Regions from separate parts of the Homo sapiens genome. Here all the other regions are linked to region 3. Evidence: read pairs that join two places in POLR2A ChIA-PET (ENCODE). Cell type or tissue: GM12878. All regions are shown on one strand. Links, peaks and the distances in the headings refer to the core of each region. The heading gives the core; the rest is flanking DNA.

Region 1 (11,250 bases), core at 5,387-7,886, 64 kb before region 3:
TTGAAAATTCTTCACTCACATGTGCAACGGTGGTGGATGCTGGCTGTTAACTGGGACCTCACCTGGGGCTGTCACCTAGGTCACCTACGCAGACGCTCTTCATGTGACCTTGGCCTCCTCCCAGCACTGCAGCAGGGTTCCAGGAGCAAGTATCCCAAGAAAACAGGAAAGCTGGATGGAAGCTATATTACCTTCTGAGACCAAGTCTCCAGAGCTGCATAGCATGACATCCACCGTACCCCATCCCGCAGGTAAGGGGAGGGACCATAGATTCCATTTCTTGCTAGGGGAGTGGTAAGGTTCTAGAAGAACATGTGAGACTGGAAATACTGTCATGGCTAATTTTAGAAAATACGGAAAATACAATCCCCATATTATGTGTCTGGTCGCAGGCGAAGCACACCCTTACATTATTTCATTCCATTCTGTACTATCTTTATAGATGACAAAACTGAAGCTTGGAGATGTCACATCACCTGCCCAAAGCCACCCAACCACTAAGGGGACAGAACTGGAGTTTGATTCCAGTAGTCTGATTCCATGTAACTGGCAAGAACCTGGCCAAGCCAAATGCAGCCAAACAAGACTTGGAAGTGGCAGAGAATGGTCTTCCGAGGTTAACCCAGAGAGTGGGCAGCCAGAGATGAGAGCTGCCTGCTCTGGGCCTACTCACAGCCTCTGGCCTCTCTAGGGTTAGCCTTAGTCTCCCAACTGGCTCTAAGGCCATGATTTTATTCTAATTTCAAGGCTATAAGAACATGAGGCCATGCCTGTAATCTCAGCAGTTTGGATGGCTAAGGCAGGAAGATCGCCTGAGCCCAGGAGTTCGAGACCAGCCTGGCCAACAGAGTGAGACCCCTTCTCTACAAAAAAAACTTTTGAAATTTACAGGGTGTAGTGGCACGTGCCTGTGGTCTCAGCTATTTAGGAGGCTGAGGTAGGAGGATTGCTTGAGCCCAGGAGGTTGAGGCTGCAGTGAACCAAGATCATACCACTATACTCCAGCCTGGGCAATACAGAGAGAACTTGCAAAGAAGAAGAAGAAGAGGAGGAGGAGGAGGAGAAGGCAAGGAGGAAGAAGGAAGAAGAAGTTTGAACACACATAAGCAGAAAAGACAATTTGCCCTGAGCAGGCCCTGGAAGCCTATTCTTGGCTCTGGAGGGCCCTAAAATCTGGATGGAGCTTCCCTGCAGGGTTGGGTGCAGGCCAGTATGTGGGCAGATGGAAGGGATGGTGGAAAGCACTTATTCCAGAAATCATCAATGTGGGGCTTAGATGCCCAGCAAGGGAACTGGAAGGCTAGATGTTCCAGTTCCAGCTGTCTAAAGACAGCTTTCTAAGTCAAGCCAGTAGCCCCTTTATTTTGATCAATATTTCCTAGGAGAAAAGGCCGGGTCAGTGCAGAAACTTAGATGGTCTCTGGGGACCACTGGTTTCTCTGCCCAGTGGCCGATCATCAACTTCCGCTGTGAACAGCTTTCAGTAGTTTTCCAGAGTGCTGGCAAGGAAGACTTGACTTGAGGATTGGACACCAGGAAAATTGCCAGAATAATGTGTGTGTGTTGGGGGGGTTATAACAGGATGTGTTTATTTTGTTTGTTTGTTTTTTGTGTTTTCTTTTCCCTTTGCTTTTTTGTTTCTTTTCTTTTTGGAAACCATCTCAAACAGTATATTTATTTCTTGATAAACTATCTCAGGCATTAAAATGATAGATAATACAAACACTGGAAATAACCCAAATGCCTGCCAACAGGTGAATGGATGGACATATTCTTTTTGTTGTTGTTGTTGTTGTTTGAGACAGGGTCTCAGTTGCCCACGCTGGAGTGCAGTGGCACAATCACAGCTCACTGCAGCCTCCACATCCTGGGCTCAAGGCCTCCTGCCTCAGCCTCCTGAGTAGTTAGGACTACAGGTGTGGGCCACTACTTTTAGCCAAATTTTTTTTTTTTTTTTTTTTTTTTTAGAGACAGGGTTTCACTATGTTGCCGGGCTCCAAATAGGTGTCTTTTTTTAGATTCTCCTGCCTCAGCCTCCCGAATAGTTGGGATTACAGGCGCCCACCATGCCCAGCTAATTTTTGTCTTTTTAGCAGAGACAGGGTTTCACCATATTGGCCAGGCTGGTCTCAAACTCCTGACCTCAAGTGATCTGCCCACCTTGGCCTCTCAAAGTGCTGGGATTACAGGCGTGAGCCACCGTGCCTGGTCCATATTATTTTTTTAAAAAATAGGGATGGAATCTCACTATTGTGACCAGCCTGTCTCAAATTCCTGGCCTCAAGCCATTCTCCCATCTCGGCCTCCCAAAGTGCTGGGATTACAAGTATGAGCCACCGTGCCCAGCCTAAAATCTTTTTTTTTCCTTTCTTTTTTTTTTGAGACAGAGTCTAGCTTTGTCACCTACGCTGGAGTGCAGTGGCCAGGATCTTGGCTCACCACAACCTCTGTCTCCCAGGTTCCAGCAATTCTCCTGCCTCAGCTTCCTGAGTAGCTGGGATTACAGGTGTGTGCCAGCTAATTTTTTGTATTTTTCATAGAGACAGTTTTCACCATGTTGGCCAGGCTGGTATCAAACTCCTGACCTCAAATGATCTGCCTGCCTTGGCCTCCCAAAATGCTGGGGTTACAGGCATGAGCCACCATGCCCCGCCTAAAATATCTTTCTTAAAGCACATTGCGGCCCCCAAAAAGTTTGAAAACCCTGCCCTAAATATGTGACATTGTTTTCCCATTTTAAACTTTTATGTAAGTAGCATCATCCAGCCCAAATGCTTCCCCCAGCTGGCTTTTGCTTCATTGATATTAGCTTTGAGATGAATCCATGTTGATACACGTAGCTCAGTTTCCTTCCTTTCCATCACCGCCTAAACATGCTGCAAGTTATTTCTCCGTCATCCTATGATTGGATTTTTTTTTTTTTTTTTTTTTTTTTTGCCAAATGGGACATTTAAAAAATAGCTATCTCTCACTATTACCACCTTTCTTACTTGGAAGGACATTTTAATATAAATAAAGTCAGAATGTCCTGCTCTCAGAAGCAAAGCCGGTCTTTTAAACGAAATAAATCTGGCTTTATGAAAACTCATTCCACCTGCCCCTGAGGGTTAAGGCTGTTGGTTTTCTTCCTTGTTGACTGTTAGTTTGTTTATTAGATGTTGTAACCTAGTGAAAACATAGTCACCTACACAACAATATTAGGCTGCCTGGTGCTACCTCTGGGGAAGGAAAGGGGAAGCGAATAGGATGGAGATGGGATTCAAAGAGAGTAGACTGGGCATGGTGGCTCACGCCTGTAATCCCAGCACTTTGGGAGGCCAAGGTGGGTGGATTACTTGAGGTCAGGAGTTTAAGACCAGCCTGACCAACATGGCGAAACCCAGTCTCTACTAAAAATACAAAAATTAGCCAGGTGTGGTGGGCACCTGTAATCCCAACTACTTGGGCGGCTGAGGCAGGAGAATCGCTTGAACCTGGGAGGTGGAGGTTACAGTGAGCCAAGATCGCACCATTGCACTACAGCCTGGGCGACAGAGCAAGACTCCGTCTCAAAAAAAAAAAAAAAAAAAAAAGTGTCAACCATAATACTTCATTTCCTTTCTTACCTAAAAAAAAAATAAAGAAAAAAAACTAAGTCAAATATGGCCAAATGTTAACATTTGGAATCTCTGGAGTGTGAAGAGGGGTATCTATATGCAAGTACTTTAAGCTTTAAATAGTTCATTGCATTTTTTTCATTACCAATCTATACTTCGCTCCAAGTTCTAAATAGTTCATTACAATGTTTTTTTCTTTTTCTTTTTTTTTTTTTTTTGAGATGGAGTCTCACTCTGTCACCCAGGCTGGAGTGCAGTGGTGCTGTCTCAGCTCACTGCAGCCTCCACCTCTCAGGTTCAAGTGATTCTCCTGCCTCAGCCTTCTGAGTAGCTGGGACTACAGGCGTCCACCACCACACCCAGCTAATTTTTGTATTTCTAGTAGAGATGGGGTTTCACCATGTTGGCCAGGCTGGTTTCGAACTCCTGACCTCAGGGATCCACCTGCCTTGGACTCCCAAAGCGCTGCGATTACAGGCGTGAGCCACCGTGCCCAGCCAAAACATGTTTTTTAAGGAATGGGGTCTCACTACATTGTTCAGGCTAGTCTCAAACTCCTGGGCTTGAAGCAATCCTCTCACCTTGGCCTCCCAAAATGCTGGAATTACAGGTGTGAGCCACCACACTGGCCAGAAGACATCTTTTATTGTCATGATTGGAGAAGAGGGGCATGCTACTTGTATCTGGTGGGTAGAAATCAGGGATGCCGCTAAACACCATGTAGTACACAGGACAGAACCCGCTCGACAGAGAACGATCTAGCCCAAAACGTCAATAGCGCCCAGGTCAACAATCCCTGCTCTAAAGTGAGCCTCCCTTTGCCAGACTTTGTTCCAAATGGCAGTGCGATCCACCCTCCAGATGCTGGGATAGCTTGTTTCTTTCCCGACCACAGAGTGAGTCATTTTGTGATGCTAAGGAACATTTAGCAAGGCGATAATCATCCTAGTTTCACTGTTGGATAATTCCAGATGAAAGTGTATTTGGGGCCTTCTCAAAGAAAGACACACCCAACGACAATGAAGGCTCTGTGAAGGCCAAGGCTGGTGCAAGAGGTTTTGAACAGCCCATCTAAATCCCCCTGCTCCAAGAAGGCTCCTGGGAACATCCCAAAGAATCTGCTCTCCCTGATCCCTAAGAACATAACTTCTGTGTTTGGAGGAAGAAGTGTGACATCAGATTCCCTGGGTTTAAATCCTGGCTCTGGCCCTCCCCAGCTGGGTTATAAATTATTTCCCTTGGCGAAACCTAACTCCTAAAATAGTGTGAAGATTAAAATGAGCATGCATGCAGGGCGCAATGGCTCAAGCCTGTAATCCCAGCACTTTGGGAGGCTGAGACAGGAGGATCGCTTGAGCCCAGGAGTTCAACATCAGCCTGGGCAACATAGCGAGACCCTATCTCTACAAAAAAAAAAAAAAATCAGAAAAATTAGGGCAGGCATGGTGGCTCATGCCTGTAATCCCAGAATTTTGGGAGGCCGAGGCAGGTGGATCACCTGAGGTCAGGAGTTCAAGACCAGCCTACAAAAATATTAGCCAGGTGTGGTGGTGCATGCTTGTCCTCCCAGCTACTCTATACTCTGGAGGGTGAGGCAGGAGAATCGCTTGAACCCAGGAGGCAGAGGTTGCAGTGAACGGAGATCATGCCACTGCATTCTACCCTGGGTGACAGAGTAAGACTTCGTTTCAAAAATAAAATAAAATGAGCATGCATGAAAGGCCATGAGCATAGAGATTGGCACACAGAAAACACTCAATAAATGCCAGCTATTATCACTGTTATTGTCATCATTATTCCTGTTAGCACCCTAAGTACATTGGAAGATACATTCTCACGATCACATTCTGAGATGGGTAATAATGTCCCCATTTTGCAGATTAGAAAACTAAGACTAATCAGTAAAGCCACCATATATATATAATATATGTATACACACACACACACACGCACACACATATATACATTTACAAGTATAAATATATATACATTTACAAGTATAAATATATACATTTACAAGTATAAATATATATACATTTACAAGTATAAATATATATACATTTATAAGTATAAATATATATACATTTATAAGTATATATACGTTTATAAATATAAATATATATACATTTATAAACATAAATACATATATTTATATATATAAATATATAAAATGGACATTTACTTTATACATGTGTATACTTTATATTTTATACATATATACATATATGTATATATGTGTATACATACATACAGATGTGTGTGTATGTGTATACATACAGATGTGTGTATATGTGTATATATGTACATATATATGTATGTATGTGTATATATACACATATATACACATACATATATACATGTGTGTATATATATATATACACACACACACATATATATATTACACAATTTCACTCTGTCACCCAGGCTGGAGTGCAGTGCTGAAATCTTGGCTCACTGCAACCTCCGTCTCCTGAGTTCAAGAGATTCTCCTGCCTCAGCCTCTGGAGTAGCTGGGATTACAGGCACCCACCACCATGCCCGCCTAATTTTTGTATTAGATGTAGAGATGAGTTTCGCCATGTTGGCCAGGCTGGCCTCGAACTCCTGACCTCAAGTGATCCGCCTGCATCAGCCTCCCAAAGTGCTGGGATTACAGGCATGAGCCACCGCTCCCGGCTAAAGCCACATTTTTCAACAGCCTGCTCTCTAGTCTCATAGCTTCCTCTCCTTCTCACCTACAGTCCATTCTCCTCACGGAAACCAAAGAAATCTTTTAAAAATGTAGGCTGTGCGCGGTGGTTCACGCCTGTAATCCCAGCACTTTGGGAGGCCGAGGTGGGAGGATCACCTGAGGTCAGGAGTTCGAGACCAGCCAGGCCAACATTAGCCAGGCATGATGGCAGGTGCCTGTAATCCCAGCTGCTCGGGAGGCTGAGGTGGGAGAATCGCTTGAACCCGGGAGGTGGAGGTTGCAGTGAGCCGAGATCATGCCATTGCACTTCAGCCTGGGTGACAGAGTAAGACTCTGTCTCAAAAAAAAAAAAAATGCAATCAGAGCTAAGCATGGAGGTGTGCACCTATAGTCCCAGTTACTTGGGTAGGAAGTAACTGTCCAGGAGTTCGTGTCCAGCCTGGGCACCATAGTAAAACCTGATCTTGGCCAGGCTCGGTGGTTCACACCTATAATCCTAGCACTTTGGGAGGCCAAGGTGGGTGGATCACTTGAGGTCAGGAGTTCGAGACCAGCCTGATCAACATGTAGAAGCCCCGTCTCTACTAAAAATACAAAATTTGCTGTGCGTGGTGGCACATGCCTGTAATCCCAGCTACTTGGGAGGCTGAGGCAGGAGAATCGCTTGAACCTGGGAGGCGGAGGTTGCAGTGAGATGAGATCGCGCCATTGCACTCCAGCCTGGACGACAAGAGCGAAACTCCATCTCAGAAACAAAACAAAACAAAACCCGATCTTTCAAAACACATACACACAATCAGACCTTATTTTGAAGAAGATGCTCTCTGGGTTATATGTGATGTGATATTTTATGATCCATCATTTTTTTGTGGGGGAGACAGGGTCTCACTCTGTCGCCCCAGCTGGAATGCAATGGCACAGTCACAGCTCACTGCAGCCTCAACCTCCGGGGCTCAAGCAATTCTTCTGCCTCAGCCTCCTGAGTAGCTGGGAGTTATAGGTGCACACCACCAAGCCCGGCTAATTTTTTGTATTTTTTGTAGAGACAGGGTATTGCCATGTTGCCCAGGCTGTTCTCAAACTCCTGAGTTCAAGCGATCCGCCCATCTCAGCTTCCCAAAGTGCTGGGATTACAGGCATGAGCCACCACGCCCAGCCTGATCCACCATTTCTTTATGATTTAGGTGTTAGGAAATAATTATGAGCAATGCCTTGGCTGTTGATGTTAACATTAAGGGGAAACCTAAAGGCATATGGGAACTCTTTGTACCATCTTTGCTACATTTCAGTAAACCTAAAACTATTCCAAAATAAAAAGCTTATTTAAAAAAAACATGAGGCTGGGGGCGGTGGCTCACGCCTGTAATCCCAGCACTTTGGGAGGCCGAGACGGGTGGATCACTTGAGGTCAGGAGTTCAAGACCAGCCTGGCCAACATGGTGAAACCTCGTCTCTACTAAAAATACAAAAAATTAGCTGGGTGTTGTGGTGCATTCCTGTAATGCCAGCTACTAGGGAGGCTGAGGCAGGAGAATTGCTTGAATCCAGGAGGCAGAGGTTGCAGTGAGCCGAGATCATGCCACTGCACTTCAGCCTGGGCAGCAAAGTGAGACTCCGTCTCAAAAAAAAAAAAAACAACAAAAACATGAAGTCATGAAGTCAGGCTGGGCACAGTGGCTCATGCCTATAATCCCAGCACTTTGGGAGGAGGAGGCGGGCAAACCGCTTGAGCCCAGGAGCTCAAGACCAGCCTGGGCAACATAGCAAGACCACTGTCTCCACAAAAAACTTAAAAATTAGCTGGGTGTGGTGGTGTGCACCTGTAGTCCCAGTTACCTGGAAGGCTGAGGCGAGAGAATCACTTGGGCCTAGGAGGTCAAGGCTGCAGTGAGCCATGATATCACCACTGTAGTTTAGCCTGAGCAACAGGGCAAGACCCTGTCTCTAAAAAAAAAAGTGAAATAAGATCATGTTACTCCTCTACCTAAAACCCTGCAGTGACTTCCCATTAAGCTTAGAATAAAATCCGAACGTCTTCTTGTGGTTTAAAAGACCCTGAGTGGGCCGAGGCGGGCAGATCACCTGAGGTCAGGAGTTTGAGATTAGCCTGGCCAACATGGTGAAACCCTGTCTCTACTAAAAATACAAAAATTAGCCGGGGCATGGTGGCAGGCACCTGTAATCCCAGCTACTTGGGAGGCTGAGGCAGGAGAACCGCTTGAACCCGGGAGGTAGAGGTTACATGAGCCAAGGTCGTGCCATTGCACTCCAGCCTGGGCAACAAGAGAGAAAAAAAAACAAAAACCCTGAGTGATCTGGCCTCTGGCCACTTCTCCAATCCCCACCTTCTTCTTCTTTTTTTTTTTTTTTTTTGAGATAGAGTCTCTCTGTCACCCAGGCTGGAATGCAATGGCGCGATCTCGGCTCACTGTAGTCTCCACCTCCCGGGTTCAAACGATTCTCCTGCCTCAGCCTCCCAAGTAGCTTAGGATTACAGTCACCCGACACTACTCCCGGCTAAATTTCATATTTTTAACAGAGACGGTGTTTGACCATGTTGGCCAGGCTGGTCTCAAACTCCTGACCTCAAGTGATCTGCCTGCCTCGGCCTTCCAAAGTGCTAGGATTACAGGCGTGAGCCACCGCGCCCAGCCTTCCAACCCCCACTTCTGACACTCTTCTCCTACCTTTCACACTGTGCTCTAGCCACTCTGGCCTTTTTCCCATTCCTCCAACACTGGAAGATTGTTCCTGCCTCAGGGCCTTTGCACTTGGTGGTCCTTCTGTTGGGAATATTCTTCCCCTATGCCAATCCTTCCCATGACTTTCTCTTTTTCATCCTTCACATCTTGACTCAAATGTCAAATCCTCAGAGTCCTCCTATGTGGTCACATGACCCTTTCTAATTTTCTCACGAAATCGCCACTCTCTGAAATTATCCTCCTCAAATGGTTTATCTGTTCCCCTCTGTGTCTTTCTCTAGACTGGGAGCTCCATGAGGACAGGGACTAAGTCTGGCTTATTCACTGCTATGTCCCCAGCTTCTCACACAGTGCCTGACACCCAGTACGGCCTCGACAAACGTTGCCCAAAAGAATACAAGTGTCTGCCGGTAACACTACAGGATGCAGAGATAGAACTGTGGACGTTGTCAAAGAGCATTCACCCGTATTTTTTCCCCATGGTTCCCTCCTTTGTATAAAACCCCTGGAATATCCAGGGAGGTCTAGATTTGCAGGCAAACTTCATCACCAACACTCAACACTTCTTTCTTTTCTTTTTTTTTTTTTTTTGAGACGGAGTCTCATTCTGTCGCCCAGGCTGGAGTGCAGTGGCACGGTCTCAGCTCACTGCAACCTCCGCCTCCTGGGCTTAAGCGATTCTCATGCCTCAGCTTCTGGAGTAGCTGGGATTACAGGCACCCACCAGCACGCCCAGCTACTTTTTGTATTTTTAGTACAGATGGTGTTTCACTATATTGTCCAGGCTGGTCTCGAACTCCTGGCCTCAAATGATCCACCCACCTCGGCCTCCGAAAGTGCGTGAGCCACTGCGCCCAGCCACCAACACTTCTTCCAATCATCTCACCACAATCCTAATGCTCATTAAATTGGAAGGACGGAGAGAATAAAGTTCATCCCCAGCCTTCTAGAACAGAGTTCCAAATTGCTGGCCTAGGGCCAAATGTAACCCACAGATATGCTTTGTCTGCCTCACACTGTTTTAGAAGATTTTGAGTTCATGACCGACTTTTTAAAATTGGAACATTTAACATAAAAATCCATATGTTCAAGTTTTACCAAAAACTCAGAGGATCTGGCCACAAGTGGCCCCAGGGGACTGGAGCTGAGAAGTGGCCGCCCCCTTGGATGAAACGTGGGCTCAGTTTGCTCCAGTCCCTACCCAGAGGCTGAATTCTTTCGTATTATCAGCCAGGTCCCTTTAGGCACTGGGATCCCCCCTCAAAGCCTAAGTATCCTCAGAGACACTATTGAGTTTCCAATATTTGGCCACAGCCACTCTCTTCTAATCATCAGCTCCCCATCATCTTCAGCAGCCCCTAAGAAAGCTCTGTAGAGCCAGGAAAGACAGTTTGAAAAGTGCACTTTAATCCACTCTCCTCATTTGACAGATAGGCAAACTGAGGCCTAGAGAGGGGAAGGGACATTCCATTTATTAGGCTGTATCCTTTCTGACAGGATGCTTATATCAACTCATCTTTGGAAAGCCACTGGTGCTGATAATGGCAGAAAAAGGCGAATAGGGAATCAGTGCTTTCCTCCACCGGCTATTTGCTGGTTCCTGGGAGCTGTGAGGGCCCACCCTGGTGAGCTATGCCATGCTCAGGCTCAGAGCCAGCTAATCACTTAGGCATGTGCCAGCAGAACTGAACTCTGGAGGGGAGTTGCCCAGCAGAAAACAACCTGGGGACAGAGGCTCTCCCCATGTCCCAGCTCAGTCTGAAGTCCTCCTCCAGCCCTGATGATGTTGCAAGAGGTTAACACACCTGCCATTTTGCATGAGGAAAATTATGGCACTCGTATTGTGGGCAGAGACACAATTCAGTCATTCCACTGGGTTCCAAATTGATATGTGCCCAGTATGTGCCAGGGATGTGAACACTGCTGGGGGTTCACTGCCGGGTTTTACTGAATATGAACGAGGGCTGTGGTTTCAGGCTGTCCTGAGTTCCAGCCCTGACTCTGTAACTTCCTGGCTGTGTGACCTTCAGCAACCACCCTAGCCTCTCTGTGCCTCACTTTCTTCATCTGTAAATGGGGATGATAGGAATAGGACATAATTCCTAGGATTATCTTGGGGATTCAATGAGATCATTTTTTGGCACATACTAAGAAATGAACACAGTAGCATTTTTTTTCTTGTTTATTTTTCTCCACTGCACTTATCAGAAGCTGATATTTTTATTTGCATCTTTGCTTACCATCTGACTGACTAAATGAC
Region 2 (7,570 bases), core at 4,795-7,294, 50 kb before region 3:
GAAACTGATTAAAATAGTTTGCTGTAAGAAAGGAACTTTTTGTTAAATATTTTCTTTCTAAATTTTAAAATTCTGCTTATCTCTGCAGGGATATGTGTGGCTTTATTTCTCTGAGGAAACAGGAAAAGTTGGAATTTGCATGGATTAGAAACATTAGAATTTTAAGATCATCTAAGGCTTGCTAATTTAAGTTCTGGTTTGCCCATAACTGCCTCTATTCATAAACAGCTTTTGTTAATTTTGATCTTTAAAATTGTAATAAGTACTTTGCCTGGTAAGTAATGATACATCTAAAATGAGATCATTGTTTCTTAATAGTTCCTCTTGTTATGTGGCACTTGAAAACCAGGTTTTCTTATATTTCATTTTTTGCTGAAATTAATAAAGCAGTGCATTTTAATGCCTTGGGAATAGGCTAACTGCAAAGTATACTTAAATTTCTTTTTTTCTCGTGGGTGTTAAATTGGCAGAGAAACAGTTGAAGATGATCCATTGAGGATATGTAGATATCTAAGTTAAATGATGTTGGTAATAAATTCTGTTTTACAATTTTTTATTTAAAAAAATTAAATTTAATAATTTAAAATAGAAATGAGAGTCTCACTGTGTTGCCCAGGCTGTTCTCAAACTCCTGGTTTCAAGCAGTCCTCGCACCTCGTCCTCCCCAGGTGCTGGGGTTATAGTCATGAGCCACCGTGCCCGGCCTAAATTTTATTCTTTTCATAATGCCCCCAAAACCTTTTTTTTCCCTAAATAAGATGTAAGTATATCTGAAAGTAGAGGGAATATGACTTGTGACTTTGGCCAGATTTTTTTACGTGTTTAGAATTGATCTTTTAAGCTTGCGAGCAGTATAACCTAGTTGAGAAGTAGCTGAGTAATAGTACTAAAAAGCTAACTGAAAAGTGAAGTCTTAAGAAAAACAGCATGTTGGTTTAGATCTTAGTCACTAACCTTTGCAGTTCTTTTCTTCTCTGAACTCTGAGTATTTCTGTAAGCGAGGCATCACCTCTGCAACCCACCATGGATGCTTTTATCCAAGCTCTGCCTTGCTGATGATAAAACTTAAGGTTGTTAACTCCTTAGTATAACTGATGTTAGTTATTTAAATAACTACACAGTAAAACGGCATTTTGAGAGAAAATAAGCCAGCTGTTGATTTGGTCTGATGTATTGAAGACAAGTGAGATTTGGGGCAGTTTTACTTTGTAAATGACCTCCTTCAAGGAGCCATGGTGGCTAGCATTTTTTTTGCATAGCAGGTGGTTGTAACTTACTTCACATCTTGGTTTGCAAGAAGCATCTTTGCTTTGAAGAAGGCCATTGTCAAAGTGCAAGACCATGTCAGGCTCTGCAGAATTGCCTGACTTGTTTTAGTGATTTAAATATGATCTCTGCCCTGGCTCACAGAAAGTGCTTACAGATTTAATCCTCTGATACATAAGGGTTGTTCTGAAGGTAGGGAGTGTTCAGATATTCTGAAACTCTAAGATTGTTTAAATAACCCATATGTTCATCTTTTTGATGCAGTATAAAACGTTCATATTCTGGTGTTTAGCCATCCCTGGTCCTAAAGATAATAAAGGACAAACATAATGGTTTAAAAAGGGGAAGGTTTCTTAATATGCTAACCAAAAAAAAAAACAAAAGTAATCTTTCCTAATGAACACCTGTAATTATTTATTTTTTTATTTTATTTTGGAGACAGAGTCTCACTCTGTCACCCAGGCTGGAGTGCAGTGGTGGGATCCTGGCTCACTGCAACCTCTGCCTCCCGGGTTCAAGCGATTTTGGTGTCTCAGCCCCCTGAGTAGCTGGGATTAACAGGCATGCACCACCACGCTCGGCCAAGTTTTTGTATTTTTAGTAGAGATGAGGCCAGGCTGGTTTTGAACTCGTGACCTCAAGTGGTCTGCCCGCCTCAGACTCCCAAAGTGCTGGGATTACAGGCATGAGCCACCGTGCCCAGCCTGTAATTATTTGTTTACAGAGCAGGTAATTTTTACACTCACATCCAAGTTGTCAGTTTCTAATTCCCTCATTGATAAGAACTCTGATGTGAGCCCTTGCCCTTCCTTTCCCATCAGTATGTTGGTCATATGCCCACTTCCTCTCCTCCTAGGCAAGGTGGGAAAGCTCTGTTGGAGACAGATGATCTGCAGCTTGCAGGAGTCCTTTTTTAAACCACAGCATTGAAAAAGGATTACTCTCCTTGTGCCCGCAGTGCCCTCTTGCCTGTCAGTAGCAGGAGGCAGCAGTGAAATCTGACAGAATTGTGTGTGACGTTGTGCTTGCGGGGGATGTGACACACAGGAGCGCTCTGCATTCTGAGCCTAGGGTGTTCCTCCTCATAACTGGGCAAATGGACATGCAGTTGTAGCCCAGCAGTGGTCAGCTGTAGAAATTAGTGAGGTGATTTGATGTCTTTGAAAGCACAGTCCTATTACAACCTGTAACCTGTTGTGCAGAATCACAGTACCAGTCAGCCCACTTGACTAGGTGAGGATTCCTGATGGTGAAGCAGGGAAATTATTGATGTTATGTGGACTTCACCATTTAACTTAATTTACAATTGAGGCCATTAGTTGACCTGAGAGATTAAAATATGAAGGAGATAATATTCTGGGTGTCAGTCGCTTTGTAGATAAAGAACTGGAAAGTCATTCAAGACCAAGAAGGAAGGATTTCATTTCCATGGAGCTTATGGAATTCCAGGATAGAGTTTGATATTTTAAGATCATACCTCTGTATCCAAAGCATCAAGAACAGATGATGTGTTTGTGGATCTTGGTGATTTGTCTGAAATCTCCAGCTTCCCCACTTCACTGGGGTTTACTGTCATCCCTCTTCTAGAAGGTAGTGGTCATCACCGACAGTAAAGCTTACAGCAAATGAAAACTCAAAATGTAGTCTACTCAGTGGTATATTACCGAAATGTGTTCTTAGACTGTGAAAATTAAAGTTTTTAATGGATTGGCTTTACTCGAGGTGTAGAAAACTCAAGATGCTTTATTGAGAACAGTAGACAGTGTTTTGCAGCCACATCCTATCTGCCTTGAAAAAAATGGTGTCACTTTTATTTTTTTTACTAGAGACTGGGTCTCACTCTGTCCCCAGGCTGGAGACCTGAACTCCTGGGTTCAAGCGATTCTTCCTCCTCATCCTCTTGGCTAGCCGGATCTATAGGCACACACCACCACACCTGGCTAATTTTTTTTTCTTTTTCTTTTTTTCTTAAAGACAGGGGTGTTGCCTAGGCTGTTCTTTAACTCCTGGCCACAAGCAGTCCTCCCACCTCAGCCTCCCAAAGTGCTGGGATTACAAGCGTGAACCACAGCTCCCTGCCTTGGTGTCACTTCTCAATGCCTGAAGTGTAACCCCATCTGTTAGGAAAATCAGGATGGGAGAGGGCAGGGTGTGGAAACAATTGTGATAATCAGAACATGGAAGTCTTTCTGCTGGTGACTTTGCAGAGAAACTTAAAGGGTTCTTTTTTCTTTTCTTTTCTTTTTTTTTTTTTTTTTTTTTTTTGAGTCTTTCTTTGTCACCCAGGCTGGAGTGCAGTGGCAGGATCTCGGCCCACTGCTGCCTCCACCACCCAGGTTCAAGCGATTTCTCCTGCCTCAGCCTCAGTTGTTGAGTAGCTGGGACTACAGGCATGTACCACCATGCCCTGCTAATTTTTGTATTTTTGGTAGAGATGGGGTTTTACCATGTTGGCCAGGCTGGTCTCAAACTCCTGACCTCAGCTGATCCACCCACCTTGGCCTCCCAAAGTGCTGGGATTACAGGCGTTAGACACCGCATCCGGCCCAAAGGATTCTTGATAACATTTTTGTGGTTTATACTTTTTGCAGAAAAGAACTCAGTCGTTTATGGGAATGCTTAATGTTGGAAGTATTTACTGTTTTTTGTTTTGGTTTGAGTCTTATTTTCCTAAATCTGTCAAATATCATGAGGCTATTGATTTCACTGAAATGAATATGATGTGGCATATTGTTAAAATTATCACCTACTTTTTAACAGGATTATTTTAAAACAGCAAAATCTTCGTTGGCTTATTTTTATACCACTTGTGCCTTTCTTAGGTTCTGAAACTTCATTAGAATTCAGCTAGGGCTTTTTTAGTATATGCTATTTCTTTAATATGTTTTTATTTAAACAATTAAGGGGCCTTTATGTGGCAAGGAAAATACTTTTTTATTCCTTATAAATAATCTCAAACTTGTCTTAAATTTCCTTCCATAGTTTCCATCTTTGCTTTGCTTTTTGCCAGCAGCTAACTTTCAAAAGTTAGTATTGCTTATGAGAAAGAGCTGGTGTTGTAAATAATCACCAATGCTATTTTATTTATTTATATTTTTTGAGACAGGATCTCACTCTGTGGCCCAGGCTGGAGTGCAGTGGCATGATCTCGGCTCAATGCAGCATCTGTCTCCCGGGCTCAAGTGATCCTCCCATCTTAGCCTCCCGAGTAGCTGGGACTACAGGCGCACGCCACCATGTCCAGCTATATTTTGTATTTTTGGTAGAGACTCAATTTCACCATGTTGCCCAGGCTAGTCTCTAACTCCTGAGCTCAAGTGATCCTCCCACCTCGGCCTCCCAAAGTGCTGGGATTATAGGCCCAAGCCACCACATCTGGCTGCTATTCTTTTATAATTCAAATTTTTACCAGTTTGTTTTCAATAAAAATGTGTGGAAGTTTTTATTATTGCTCGTGTCAGTGATTTGCCAGAAAAATAGATCAGATACATTTCTACAGAGCAACCTTCGCTTTTAACAGTAATAATACGTTTTCCTGAATCTCCCTTTCTAGCCAGATAAAGAAATATTAATACTTCTACTGAAAAGTCACATCCTTAGGTCTAAGTTGGTGTTGCTTTTTTGTTGTTGTTTGTTTGTTTGTTTTGAGACGGAGTTTGTTTGTTTGTTTGTTTGTTTTGAGACAAAGTCTTATTCTTGTTCCCCAGGCTGGAGTGTGATGATGCGATCTGGGCTCACTGCAACCTGCCCCGTGGGTTCCAGCGATTCTCCTGCCTCAGCCTCCCGAGTAGCTGGGATTACAGGTGCCTGCCACCACGCCTGGCTAATTTTTGTATTTTTAGTAGAGACGGGGTTTCACCATGTTGGCCAGGCTGGTCTCGAACTCCTTACCTCAGGTGATCCGCCCGCTTCGGACTCCTAAAGTGCTGGGATTACTGGCATGAGCCACCGTGCCTGGCCGAGACGGAGTTTCTTTCTTGTTGCCCAGGATGGAGTGCAGTGGCACAATCTCGGCTCACTGCAACTTCCACCTCCCAGGTTCAAGTGATTCTCGTGCCTCAGCCTCCTGTGTAGCTGGGGTTACAGGCGTGCACCACCATGCCCAGCAAATTTTTGTATTTTTAGTAGAGATGGGGTTTCACCATGTTGGCCAGGCTGGTCTCGAACTCCTAACCTCAGGTCATCCACCCATCTCGGCCTCCCAAAGTGTTGGGATTACAGGCATGAGCCACCGTGCCCAACCTTCTCCTTTGGTTTTGAAGTTCAATGTAGAACAGATTCTTAATTGGGAATTAAGAATGCACCACTAGATGTAGCATCGCGGCCTCGTGTCCTTAAGCTCTGTGACCTTGGACTAAGTCACTGTAAAATGGGAGATGACAGTGCCTGACTTCCTAGGATCGTTGACAGGATTGAATGGCAATATAAAGCCCTTAGTACAGTGCCTAGTGGATAAGTGCTCAGTAAATGTTAACTACAACGAGTAAATAATTCTGTTTGATGGACATTGAAAATAGTGAAGTGGGCCAGGCACGGTGGCGCACGCCTATAATCCCAGCTACTTGGGAGGCTGAGGCAGGAGAATCACTTGAACCCAGGAGGTGGAGGTTGCAGTGAGCCACGATCGCATCACTGCACTCCAGCCTGGCAACAGAGTGAGACTCCATCTCAAAAAAAGAAAGAAAAAAATAGTGAAGTGAATTTGTATGCTTTTGGCTGATATGGCAACTTTTTTTTTTTTTTTTTTTTTCTTGAGATGGAGTCTCACTCTGTCGCCCAGGCTGGAGTGCAGTTGCACGATCTCAGCTCACTGCAACCTCCACCTCCCGGGTTCAAGCGATTCTTCTGCCTCAGCCTCCGCAGTAACCAGCCACCACGCCCAGCCTGATATGACAACTTTTAAGAACTCTCCAGTGTTCACTTGGACTGCCAAGCCCCATTTGAAATCTCTGTTAGACAATTCAACGTGAAATTTAAGAGTAATTCTAGATTTTCATACTTTGAAAAATACTCCAGTAAAGCCTGGTAAGCAAGTGGCCCTATTGTTTTATAATTTTATAGTGCAGAAACAGGCTTTTTGCTCATCAAAAGTATATAGTCTGGGCTGGGCACGGTGGCTCACACCTGTAATCCTGGCACTTTGGGCGCCGAGGCAGTGGATCACCTGAGGTCGGGAGTTCGAGACCAGCCTGACCAATATGGAGAAACCCCATCTGTACTAAAAGTATAAAATTAGCTGGATGTGGTGGCGCATGCCTGTAATCCCAGGTACTCGGGAGGCTGAGGCAGGATAATTGCTTGAACCCGGGAGACGGAGGTTGCAGTGAGCCGAGATCGTGCCATTGCACTCCAGCCTGGGCAACAAGAGTGAAACTCCGTCTCTAAATAAATAAATATATAGTCTGGAATATATGTTTAATTCTAATGCCACCAGTCAACACTACTTAAAGACTTATCCAGATTTCAGTCATGCAACAAATTTTGAGCACCTGCTGTGTGCTGGCTATGGCTGGTGTACACTACAGAGCAGGACTGCTGCTGTGGGTTTACATTCTACCAGTGGGTCCAGATGAGCCGGCAGAAGCAAACTGGCAAGTATAAAACAAATACAAGCATGGTTGAGGGGGTGTGGTGGGTAGTGACCTGATGTTGAGAGAGCCTTTCAAAAAGCATGCAGCAAGCTTGTGAGGGGAGAGGAGATGGATGAGAGAAGCTTTTCTCCAGGGTGAAGTGTGGTATCTGAGCAGAGGCCTGAAGTCTGAGCAGTTGTATGATAACTGATGGAAGATGGTTTTGGCAGTTTCTATCTTTATATAACTTTTTTCTTTCTGCTAATTTTAGGGAATTTAAGAAGCTTTCAGACCATGTTTGTTGATGTTTTTCATAAGCACCATTCTTTAAATACAAATCTTTATTTTCTCTGGAAAAGCTGCATCTAATCTTAATATTAAGAGTAATTTTTAAGGCCAGGTGCAGTGGCTCATGCCTGTAATCCCGGCACTTGGGGGGCCAGAGCAAGAGGATCACTTGAGCCTGGAAGGTTGAGGCTGCAGTAAGCCATGATCATGCCACTGCACTCCAGCCTGGGCACCAGGCTTCTTCAAAAAAGAAGAATTTTTAAATTGTTGTTAGTATTGCTTTTGCTTTTTACTGATCTCTGAATGTCCCCACCCAGAGGACAAACAGAAACAGAATAAAGGAGTTAAAACAAATATAAACTATGTTCAAAGGTGACAGTGGAGAGCGTCCAAAGCCAAAAAAAAAAATTGTTAGCAACATTGATTTCATCTGATGGCATTGACTA
Region 3 (11,250 bases), core at 5,023-7,522:
ACCTGGGAGGCGGAGCTTGCAGTGAGCCGAGGTCGCGCCACTGCACTCCAGCCTGGGTGACAGAGCGCGACTCCACCTCAAAAAGAAAAAAGAAAGCCTGCTGCAGTCCAGGCATGGTGTTTCACGCCTGTAATCCCAGCACTTTGGGAGGCCGAGGCAGGCGGATCACTTGAGGTCAGAAGTTCGAGACCAGCCTGACCAGCATGGAGAAACCCTGTCTCTACTAAAAAAACAAAAATTAGCCAGGCGTGGTGGCAGGCACCTGTAATCCCAGCTACTCAGGAAGCTGAGGCAGGAGAATTGCTTGAACTCAGGAGGCAGAGGTTGCACTGAGCCAAGATCATGCCATTGCACCCCAGCCTGGGCCACAGAGTGAGACTGTTGCCGGGTGGAGTGGCTCACACCTGTAATCCCAGCACCTTCGGAGGCCAAGGCAGGCAGATCACTTGAGGTCAGGAGTTCGAGACCAGTCTGACCCACATGGTAAAACCCCGTCTCTACTAAAAATACAAAAATTAGTCAGGCATGGTGATGCTGGCCTGTAATCATAGCTACTCGGGAGGCTTGAGGCAGGAGAATTGCTTGAACCCAGGAGGCGGAGGTTGCAGTAAGCCAAGATCGCACCACTGCACTCCAGGCTGGACGACAGTGAGACTCCGTTCCAAAAAAAAGAAAAAAGAAAAGAAAGCCAGCTGCCCAGCAGAATTGGGGAAAGCCGAGTCAGTTGAAGCAGACAATACCCCTATGGGAGGCAGAAGAATGCACCCCCCTACCAAGATATCCACATCCTAACCCCTCCAAACCTGTATGTTGCCTTAAGTGGCAAAGGGGACTTTGCACATGTGGCTATGTGAAGGATCCTGAGCTGGAGAGATTAGCCTGGATTATCCAGGTGGATCCCATATAATCACAGGGCTCCTTAGAAGGGAGAAGACGCTGTGACCATGGAGGCAGAGGTCGGATTGAGACAGCCAAGGATCACAGGCACCTCTCCAGCCGGGAAAAGCAAGGAACACACTACCCTGGCGCCTCCAGAAGGCACAGCCCCACCCACACCTTGATTCTGGCCCTGTAGGACCCATCTGAGACTTCTGGCCTCCAGGGCTGTAAGATAACACATTTGTGTTAAGCCACTAGGTTTGTGGTGATCTGTTAACAGCGGCATGAGGAAACTAACACAACCCCAAGGAGGTGAGCCTCTCCCCACAGCCCCGACTCAACCGGAAGGGAGAGGTGTGCAGAAGACGGCTTTGCAGGATGTTTGGGACAAATGGTCTCTGGGGGAAGACAGAAGCTAACAGAACTGATTCGACTGTGTGAACAGGGTGCTGGGAGGGCCCACAGGGGAGGGACTTCAGAGCTGGGCCTGCGCCTGCGGGGCCGTACGAGTTGGCCCGGAGCAAGGCGGCCCAGGACAGGCAGGGGCTGCACGCGGTAAGGCTCCCTCTTGCCAGTACCATCCCATGAGCAGCCTCAGAGCCCTCGACCAAGGGAAGTTCTGAGGGCTGAGAGGTTGCTCATTCGTCAGAGCGTGCTGCCCACCCTCCACCCCTGCATGGCAGAAACTGTGCAGGGGACGAGGCCAAGGAATCAGGAGACCCAGAGGCAGGGGTGGCCCGGAGACGGTGGGATGGAGCAGAAGCTCCCCGAAAGGGGTTGGCGGGGTGGATTCGCCCCGCTCCAGCCGGCGGAGGAAGGAAGTGGTTCCCCCGCCCACCCTTCCCTTAGGCTGGCCCGGGGCAGGATTTTTGTGATCCGCGATTCGCTCCCACGGGCGGGACCTTTGTAACTGCGGGAGGCCCAGGACAGGCCCACCCTGCGGGGCGGGAGGCAGCCGGGGTGAGGGAGGTAGGGACGAACGGGTGGACTGACCACAGGCAGGGACAAGGGGACTAAGACCCGGGCCGAGGCCTAGAAGCCCGCCGACCGTTGGGGGTCTGCGGGCTGTGGGGGCGGGGACGGGGGCGGGGGCGGCCCGGGCGGGGGCGGGGCCTGGTACGGTACGGGGCGGGACGGGCTGGGCCGGACCTGCTCTGAGGCTCCCAGTCGCAGCGGTGACCGCGGGCGGGTGGGGCGCCGGGTAAGTGCTCGGGCCGGGCGGGGGGCGTACCCCGTTTGGCGTGCAGCCCTTTCTACAAGACCCCCAGTGCCCGATCCTTCCGAGAAGAGGGGACCCCCCCCCGCATCTCCGCTGTCCAGGCCTCGCCGTGGAGCCCCAGCAGGACCCCAGCCCTCGGTTGCCCTCGGCTCTGGCGTGTCCCGGCGCGGGCGGGCAGTGCTTCCCCTCGGCAGGGACTGGAGTCCAGGGGAGGGGAACGCGGGAGACGCTGGCCCTAGTGACCCCCCGATCCCGGAGAGTTGGTGGTGCGCGCCGCCCTGGGCCAGGTGCCTTCAGTTCTTCACACTCCGCGCAGCAGCCACAGGTGACCATCGTCGTCTCCCTCTTAACAGGTGAAGAAACCAAGACGCAGAGAGGCCAAGCCCCTTGCCTTGGGTCACACAGCCAAAGGAGGCAGAGCCAGAACTCACAACCAGGTCTGTGTCCCCTAAGTCCTCGGATGCATCGTCCCTGCCCCGCTGCCCTCCCGGGAGATTGTAGGAGAGAAGCAGGGGCAGAGGCAGTGCTGGATGTCCCGGGAGAAGGCTGCAATGAGCAGGCCCAGCCATCCCTGAAGGAGGAGCCCCGGGGAAGCAAACTCTTCCCTAGAAACACTTTAAAAGCACCCACCTGTTGGAGACAGAGATGCTGAGGAACAAGAGTGATTGGGGCCAGGGTAAACGCCAAGACAGAGAGGGGAGAGCAGTTCCTCAGTGGAACTCCCTCCAACATTGCCCCCACCACTTTTACCAGTGCTGGGTGTGGGGGATCTTGCAGGCTCAGCTTCGTGACTTGGCCTGTCTCTGCCTCAGTTTCCGCATCTGTCCCATGAGGTTAAGCATGTACCTACCTCGCAGGATTGCTGAGAAGATGATATAAGATGCTTGGTGTACAGGCTTAGCCCCTGGCACCAGGTTACTACCAAAAGTTCATGGTTCCAGTGCTTCCTCCACCCTCCGTCCTGCCCCTCTGAGAGTACTTCTCTGTCCTGGGCACCTTTAACTTCAGGTTGTTCAGGGCTATCTGAGATCTGCAGGATTTCCGGACAGCCCCACCAGCAACTAGGAGCTGCTTGAGTAAGACCAAGGTGAGGGGGTGGCAACTTCTCTGGCTGACTCCCCAGAGGGAAAGGCTGATAAGGGCAGGGTTTTGAAAATCTCTGGGCTGAGGCTTGCACAAGGTCCAGAGCTGCTCTGTGGCCCCTGCCCTCCCCGACACAGGTTTAGCAAGAAGGAGAAAGCCAGAGTGTTCTTGTCCCCAGACTTGATCCTTTGCTAGTCATTGGGGCTTGGGCCCTGGGAGCTGTCATCCACCACCCCGCTCCTCGTCCCTTCCCCACAGTCTAGGCTAGCGACAAGTTCTAACCCAAAGCATATCCTGAATCCGGCCACCCCTCCACCCCCTACTTCCACCCTGAGACCAGGCCGCCAGCATCTCTTGCCGCCTCATCACGCTGGACCCCTCACTTCCATCCAAATCCCCAGCATCGCCTGCCAAGCCCTCTCCATGATCAGGCCCTGTGTGATTATTCTCAATTTTTCTCTCTGGCCACTGTCCTGTCCACTGCTGTCCCCAGCCGCCACCTCCTAAGTACTCCGCTCTCTCAGGGGCTGTGCACAGCACACGTGTTCTTCCTTTTCCCGGGAATGCTCTTCTCTGCAATCTGTGACATACTCCCTTGTAATTCAGGGCACACCATAAATGTCGAGTTGTCCCTGACCACCCCACTTAAGGAGACCCCGCCTGCTCCCTGGCCCCTTACTCTGGCTGGCTGGCTTCCCAGTGCTTAGCTGGGGGGGGGGGGTGTGGTCTGTCTTGTATATTTCCTTGCTTCCTTGTTTGTCTCCCCAGGTAACATGTCAGTCTACCAGGATCGTGATCTTGCCCTTTCCTCTTCACCTTGGATTTCCCAGAACCTGGGAAATCAGTGCCTGGCACCTAGGAATGGCTCAGATAGTTTTGTACAGTTGCAGGCAATGTGTCAGCCATCAGCCTATTTTTCTTCTCACTGCTTGACAGCATTTTTTCTCCCGTTTCTACATAGACTTCAGAATTATCCCTCCCAAGAGCCCACTGCCTTCCTCAGCTTTTCCCTAAAGTAGGGCTTGGGGGTTGAGGGCCACTTCCAGGTTTTAGCCATACTATTCAACTTAGCTATAAATATCATTGTCCATATTGTGCATGTTTTTGGCTATCAAATGGCTTCTTGGAGATACAGTTTCCTAACCAAGGTGTGCAAGTCAAGGGTGGGATCATTTTGGAAGCACTTACCTCTTGTGACCAGGTAGCTATTTAGAAAAATCATCCCCAGGAATGTGTGCACATTTCTCTGCAGCTCTGCAAGCATTGGTTTTTATCCTTTTTATTTGTTTTGGCTAGTTTAATGGAGAAGGGCATGGTAGTTTTAAAGTTTCTGTTGCTTGAATTGCTGAAGCTGAGTGTTCCTCTGCGTGTGTGCTAGTTCTAGCTCCTGTCTTGCAAAGGTAGGAAATCTCCAGGGCACCTTAATTTTTCCCTTCACCTCCTCTTGTGGTGATGGTTCCACTTGAGCCCCTCTCGTGAGAGCAGGTTGAGAATCCCAGGGGGCTGGTATAGGGACATGCAAAGCTGAACTCTGCTGGGTCCAGAAGTTGCTCTGCCAGTCAACCAGCGAGAAAGTCTAAGAGTCCCTTGCACCCTCAGCATGTAACTGTGGGGAGAGAAAGAACCTCTTTAAAGTTTTCTTGAAAGTTTATTTCAAAATAATTTTTTAGAATTAGGCCAGGCACGGTGGCTCATGCCTGTAATTCCAGCACTTTAGGAGGCTGAGGCAACGGATCACTTGAGGTCAGGAGTCTGAGACCAGCCTGGCTAACGTGGCAAAACCCCGTCTCTACTAAAAATACAAAAAAAAATTTTAGCTGGGCGTGGTGGTGGGCACTTATAATCCCAGCTACTCAGGAGGCTGAAGCAGGAGAATCGCTTGAACCTGGGAGACAGAGGTTGCAGTGAGCCGAGATCATACCACTGCATTCCAGCCTAGGCAACAGAACGAGACTCTGTCTCAGGGGAAAAAAAAAATTATAGAAGTTACATAGAGGGATCAGGTGCAATGGCTCATGCCTATTATACTAACACCATGGGAGGCTGAGGCAGGAGGATCACTTGAACTCAGGAGTTTGAGACCAGCCTGGATAACATAGTGAGACCCCCCTTTCTACAAAAATTAGCTGGACTTGGTAGTGTGTGCCTATAGTCCCAGCTACTCGGGAGGTTGAGGTGGGAGGATCGCTTGAGTCCAGGATCTTGAGGCTGCAGTGAGCTCTGATCGCACCACTGCATTCTAGCCAGGGTGACAGAGTGAGACCCCAACTCCAAAACAAAACAAAACAACAACAACAAAAAAAAAAGGGTGTGCAGGGTTATTTATGGAAGCGCTGGGGTGGGAGGAGATTGGAAACAACCGTAAATGTCCATCACTAGTAGGATTAAACACATTCCTACAGGGGACTCATGTGCAGCCATGACAAGGCGTGCACTTCATACAGGACACACTGGCATAGAACCACCTCTGAGATACTGTGTTAGTCTTCTGTGGCTGCTGTAACAAATGGCCACAAGCTTGGCAGCTTAAGATAACACACATTTATTATGCTACAGTTCTGGAAGTCAAAAGTCCACAATCGGTCTCAGTGGGCTCGAGTCAAGGTATGGGCAGGGCTGTGTTGCTGCTGCAGGCTCTGGGGGAGAATCTGTTTGCTTGCCTTCCCAACTTCTAGAGGGGCCCACATGCCTTGGATTGAGGCCCCATCCTCCATCTTTAAAGCACTGAATCTTCAGATCTTTCTGACTCCAGCCTCTGCTTCTGTCCTCACAATCTCTTCTTTCTCCTGCCTCCACTTATCAAAGACCCCTCTGATGACATTGGGTCCACTAGGATAATCCAAAATCATTCCCTCCATCTTGAGAGCTGCAACTTAATCATGTCTGCAAAATCCTTTTTGCTATGTAAAGTAATATACAAGTTCAAGGATTAGGGTATGTGCATCTTTGAAGGGGAGCATTATTTTGCCTACCACACCCTGAAGGGAAATAAGGTTCACAGCAGTATGTGGGTTCACATTTGTTTACAAAAAAAATAAAATAAAAGGTTGGGGGAGAGTATCTACTCATGTGCTTGTGAGGGCATAGAATACTCCAGAAGGCGACGTAGGAAACTGGTCAGAGGGTCAGAGCGACCACTTCTGGGAAGGATAATGGGTAGAGGGGAGACTGACTTGTCATAGAATATCTTTTTGTATAATTTAAACTTTTTACTACATGCATAGATCACCTATGTTAAAAATAACGTTTTAAAGTAACACCTACTCATTGTAAAAGTTCACGCCTCCCAGAAGCAGAGAAGGAAAGCCCCACACCCAGATCACTCCCTTTTCTTCCAAAGATAACCACTGCGAAGAGTGATCCTTACGGACCAAAAAAAAGCATCTGTATTTCTTTTGACTTAGATGGGGTCATCCTGTAGACTCTGCCGTAATGTGACTCCTCTGTTTGCTCTGTGGCTGGCGTCTTTCCACGTCCATATGTGAATACTCAACAGCACTAGCAGCTCCTGCTGCTCAGAGGTGCATTCACTGATATAGCTGGTGGTGGGTGTTCAGAAGGTTTTACTGTTTTTCAGAGCAACCCCAACACTGTAATGTCTGTCTTTTTTCAATTGGAGTGAAATTCACATAATGTAAAGCTAACCATTTTAAAGTGAATAATTCAGTGGCATTTAAGTACATTTCACAGTGTGCGGCCTTCACCTCTATCAGAACATTTTCACTGTTTTTCTTTGTATTAAAATTAATAATATATCATTTTGCTTTTTAAAAAATACCTTGTTAGCTGCACAGAACATTTGCATCATCCCAAAAGGAAACCCCCTAATCCATTAAGCAGTCACTCCCCATCCTTCCCTGTCCCCAGCCCCTGGCAACCACCAATCTGCTTGTTCTGGACATTTCATATCCTGTTCCGGACATTTCATATCAATGGAATCATACAATATGTGACATTTTATGTCTGGCTTTTTTCACTTAGCATGGTATCTTTGAGGTTCATCTACATTGTAATAAGTATCAATACTTTATTTCTCTCTCTTTTTTTTTTTCCTTTTTTTTTTTTTTTTAGATAGAGTCTTGTTCTGTTGCCCAGGCTGGAGTGCAGTGGCACGATCTCGGCTTACTGCAACCTCTGCCTCCTGGGTTCAAGCGATTCTCCTGCCTCAGCCTCCGAAGTAGCTGGGATTACAGGTCCCCACCACCATGCCCAGCTAATTTTTGTATTTTTAGTAGAGACGGGTTTTCACCATGTTGGCCAGGCTGGTCTCAAACTCCTGACCTCAGGTGATCCACCCACCTTGGCCTCCCAAAAGTGCTGGGATTACAAGTGTGAGCCACCACACCTGGCCCCCTTCATTTCTTTTTATGGCCAAATAACGTTCCATTGTGTGGACAGACCCATTTTGTTGATCCATTCATCCATTGATGGACAAGCGGGTCGTTTCCACCTTTTGGCTTTTAAGAATAATGCTGTGAAAGCCTATGAACTTTCGTGTACAAATAAGTATTTGTTTGAGTCCCTGTTTCAGTTCATTTGGCTCTATATCCAGGATGTATGCCCTCCTACATATACTTTGTACTTTACACTAATTTCGGGCACAGTTAAAACTAAACTAACTTAAAACTAATTTGTAAGAAAGGATTACAGAGCACATACCAAGGCAGATGGCAGCAAGATGATAGATCTGGACAAATGTCTTTTTATTTTTCAGATCCAGAGGCAACAGGGACATGGCCACCTGGGACGAAAAGGTAATGGATTCTGTGGTCTTGCAGCATTAGAGGATATCCCAGCCTTGAGAGGATAATTCTGTTTGGTGTTTCAAACAGGAGAGGGAGAACTCCCTGTTCAGGTGTTTCCACTATACTGAAATATTTAAAATCAAAATGATGAAAAGCTGTAAAAGGACTTCACAAAACCTCCAAGTAGCCTGATATTCCACATCAGACCATTTGAATCCCAGCCCTGTATGTTAATAACTATGTGCGGTTTTTTTTGTTTTTTTTTTTTTGAGATGGAGTTTCACTCTTGTTTCCCAGGCTGGAGTGCAATGGTGCAATCTCAGCTCACCAGAACTTCTGCCCCCCAGGGTTCAAGCGATTTTCCTGCCTCAGCCTCCCAAGTAGCTGGGATTACAGGCATGCACCACCACACCTGGCTAACTTTGTATTTTTAGTAGAGATGGGGTTTCTGCATGTGGGTCAGGCTGGTCTCGAACAGTGCATGTTAATAACTATGTGTCCTTAGGCACAAAATAACTGTGTGCCCTTCAATTCCCTGAGCCTCAGTTTCCTTATCTGGAAAATAGTGAAAAGATTATTTACCACCCCTGCCCTTGCAGGATTGTCGGGAAGATTTGATAATACAGTGGTCTCAGAATGTTAGGCAAGTACTGAGCCCATACAGGGCTTGGGCACAGAGAAGTAAAGTCACTTCTGAAGATCACACAGCTAGAAAGTGGCAGAAATGGGATTTTAGGCCAGGTGTGGTGGCTCATGCCTGTAATCCCAGCACTTTGGGAGGCCAAGGTGGGCAAGTCACTTGAGGTCAGGAGTTCAAGATGAGCCTGGTCAACATGGCAAAACCCTATCTCTACAAAAATACAAAAATTAGCCAGGCGTGGTGACATGCGCCTGTAATCCCAGCTACTAGGGAGGCTGAGGCAGGAGAATTGCTTGAACTTAGGAGGCAAAGGCACGGTGGCTCACGCCTGTAATTCCAGCATTTTGGGAGGCCGAGGCAGGTGGATCACCTGAAGTCAGGAGTTTGAGACCAGCCTGGCCAACATGGTGAAACCCCATCTCTACTAATAGTACAAAAATTAGCCAGGCATCCTGACACACACCTCTAATCCCAGCTGCTTAGGAGGATAAGGCAGGAGAATCGCTTGAACTTGGGAGGCAGAGGTTGCAGTGAGCCAAGATCGCACCATTGCACTCCATCCTGGGTGACAAGAGCAAAACTCCGTCTCCAAAAAAAAACAGAAATTGGGATTTCAACCTGGCCTGACTCCAGAGGAAATGCTTTCCTCCTGTACCTTATGGCCATCTCGAGTAGGAAATAGACTGTGTCTTTGATATGTGAGGTGCAGGTTTGTTGGATTTGGGGGGCATTGGTTGTGAAGATTGGGGGCAAGGTAGAAAGGAAGTGTTGACTTTCACATCAGCTGTTCATCTTGAGGTTCTGGGGGCCTAGCCAGGCCAAGCTGGCGAGGGCAGAGCAGGAAGCTCAGGGCAGCAGCAGGGGTGAGTGGGGCAGAGTCTGAGAAGCAAATGTGAGGGTCAGAATGACCACGGGATGATGATGATGATGATGGTGATTGTGTATTTCATCAAATTGATGACCCTGGTAACTGTAAGAGTTAGGAGCCCCAGGAGCTCCAGGTATCCTTCATAAGAGAGTCAGCATGGAAGAAAGGTTAAGTGGGAACTGTTCATGCTTTTCCTTCATTTGTAGTTCCCTATTAAATTAGGCAAACCAAAAAGAACATTCGGAAATGCTTAATGCTGATTAGACTGTGATGAAACCAGCTCACTCATACATATCACGGGGGACTGGGTCAACCCATGCCACTGTTCTAGACACAAAATTTGACCATGTGTATCAAGAATCTTGAAAATATCCATATTCAAGCCTGGTCATCTCACTTATGGGAAAAGAACCCATAAAAAAGAAAAAGTACAATTTATGGCACCATGTTTCTTAGCACATGAGACAACACTATGCGTGCACCTTATTTTATGTACTATGAAGAAAAAAAGCAAAACCATGTGCTGCCATTTACTGTGATAAAAAGTAACACAGGCTGAAACCGATCAATTGTCAGGCCCAGCCAGATTTCAGAGACATTAAAATGTGAGAAAACGTGGTCTTAGAATTGGATTAAAAACCATCCAAAATGGTTTAAAAACATGCAAAATGCAATAATGAGATCATTTGACTCCTTGGTAAGTTTCCTGGCCTCTGAACAGGTGCGAATCTGACGCATATAGTGGTAAAAAATAAGATAGAAAATTGTCTGCTGCCTTTTTTTGTTTTGTTTTTTTGAGACAGGGCCTGGTTCTGTCTTCCAGGCTAGAGTGCAGTGGTGCAATCTCGGCTCACTTCAACCTCCGTCTCCTGGGTTCAAATGGTTCTTGGGCCTCAGCCACCCTAGTAACTGGAATTACAGGTGTGCGCCACCATCTCCAGCTAGTTTTTTTTGTTTTGTTTTGTAGTTTTGGTAGAGACAGGGTTTCTCCATATTGGCCAGGCTGGTCTCGAACTCCTGGCCTCAAGTGATCCACCTGCCTCAGCCTCCCAAAGTGCTAGAATTACAGGCATGAGCCACCGCACCTGGCCCACTGTCTTTGATTATAATTGTAAAAGATAAAGACAGGTGGGAGAGAAAGAGGTAGATGGGTAGATGATACATAAGTTTGGTGTGCAGGGATTGTTATGAATTTATTTCCCTTTCTTTTGTTCCTTTTTTCACAATAGTAATAAATAGATCAAGGCTATAGGTCTGTTCATGGGGTAAATGGCAGCAGGTCAAGCTGGGGGTATGCATTTGAGTCTGGGGGTTCCAAATGAGGCTGGGGGTTGAAGGAATGAGTTGGTGGCTGAGGACCTTGTCAGAAGCCCATACCAGGGCACAGAGACAGCAAGGGAAGTAGGGATTGCAATGCACAACCAGGGACACACCTTGGGGAACTCCCAGGGCCTGGAACCTGGAGCCTGGAGCCTGTTTGTCATCACACAGAAGCTAGCCTGAGAGGGTGTTGTCAGGAGGACATTGCTGGGGGGCTGGGGAAAGAGCCAGGACCGCTTGTGGCAAATAAGCCTCTTACTGGTTTGAAGAACATGTTCCTTTTCATGATCTGCCCTTATGGAATTAATTGTGTTTTGGAAAAAAGTTGTCTTAATGAGATTGCTTTTAGAGCTTTTTGAGTGTCAGCTCTCCTCGTTTCTGAGAGGAAAACAGCTGTGTTAGGAGAGAAACTGGTGGGGTTTTGTAGCCATGGTGCAGACCTGGCTTGCAGTTCTGCTGAGATAGCCTCATCGGCCCTCCTCAGAGCCCCTCTCTG

What was found. ChIA-PET counts read pairs that join two places held together with the same protein. Peaks named below come from ENCODE experiments on the same cell type or tissue, not always from the same donor. Only the 100,000 strongest peaks of a DNase experiment are listed, where the experiment ranks them.
Region 1: POLR2A ChIA-PET joins it to region 3 with 5 read pairs; 5 of 35 experiments call an interaction of 5 or more read pairs at or near these places.
Region 2: POLR2A ChIA-PET joins it to region 3 with 5 read pairs; 6 of 35 experiments call an interaction of 5 or more read pairs at or near these places.

The regions. Positions count from the first base shown.
Region 1 is chr12:110,744,538-110,755,787 of GRCh38, reverse strand. No RefSeq gene overlaps it. Among named protein-coding and RNA genes, the nearest start is that of PPP1CC, 7.3 kb to the right of the region's middle. In GM12878, for the core only: no CTCF peak of the experiment used is centred there; no DNase peak of the experiment used is centred there.
Region 2 is chr12:110,733,439-110,741,008 of GRCh38, reverse strand. The region is part of intron 1 of PPP1CC (protein phosphatase 1 catalytic subunit gamma); the gene reads left to right. Among named protein-coding and RNA genes, the nearest start is that of PPP1CC, 5.7 kb to the left of the region's middle. In GM12878, for the core only: no CTCF peak of the experiment used is centred there; no DNase peak of the experiment used is centred there.
Region 3 is chr12:110,679,910-110,691,159 of GRCh38, reverse strand. It overlaps HVCN1 (hydrogen voltage gated channel 1), which reads left to right and starts at 2,045. Exons shown (of 8, transcript NM_032369.4): 1 at 2,045-2,080; 2 at 2,452-2,535; 3 at 7,896-7,935. The coding sequence starts at 7,915. RefSeq lists enhancers at 325-474, 1,005-1,114, 1,235-1,284, 2,535-2,584, 3,147-3,975 and silencers at 1,725-1,794, 1,855-2,354. In GM12878, for the core only: no CTCF peak of the experiment used is centred there; no DNase peak of the experiment used is centred there; H3K4me3 peaks cover 1,849 bases; H3K27ac peaks cover 1,966 bases.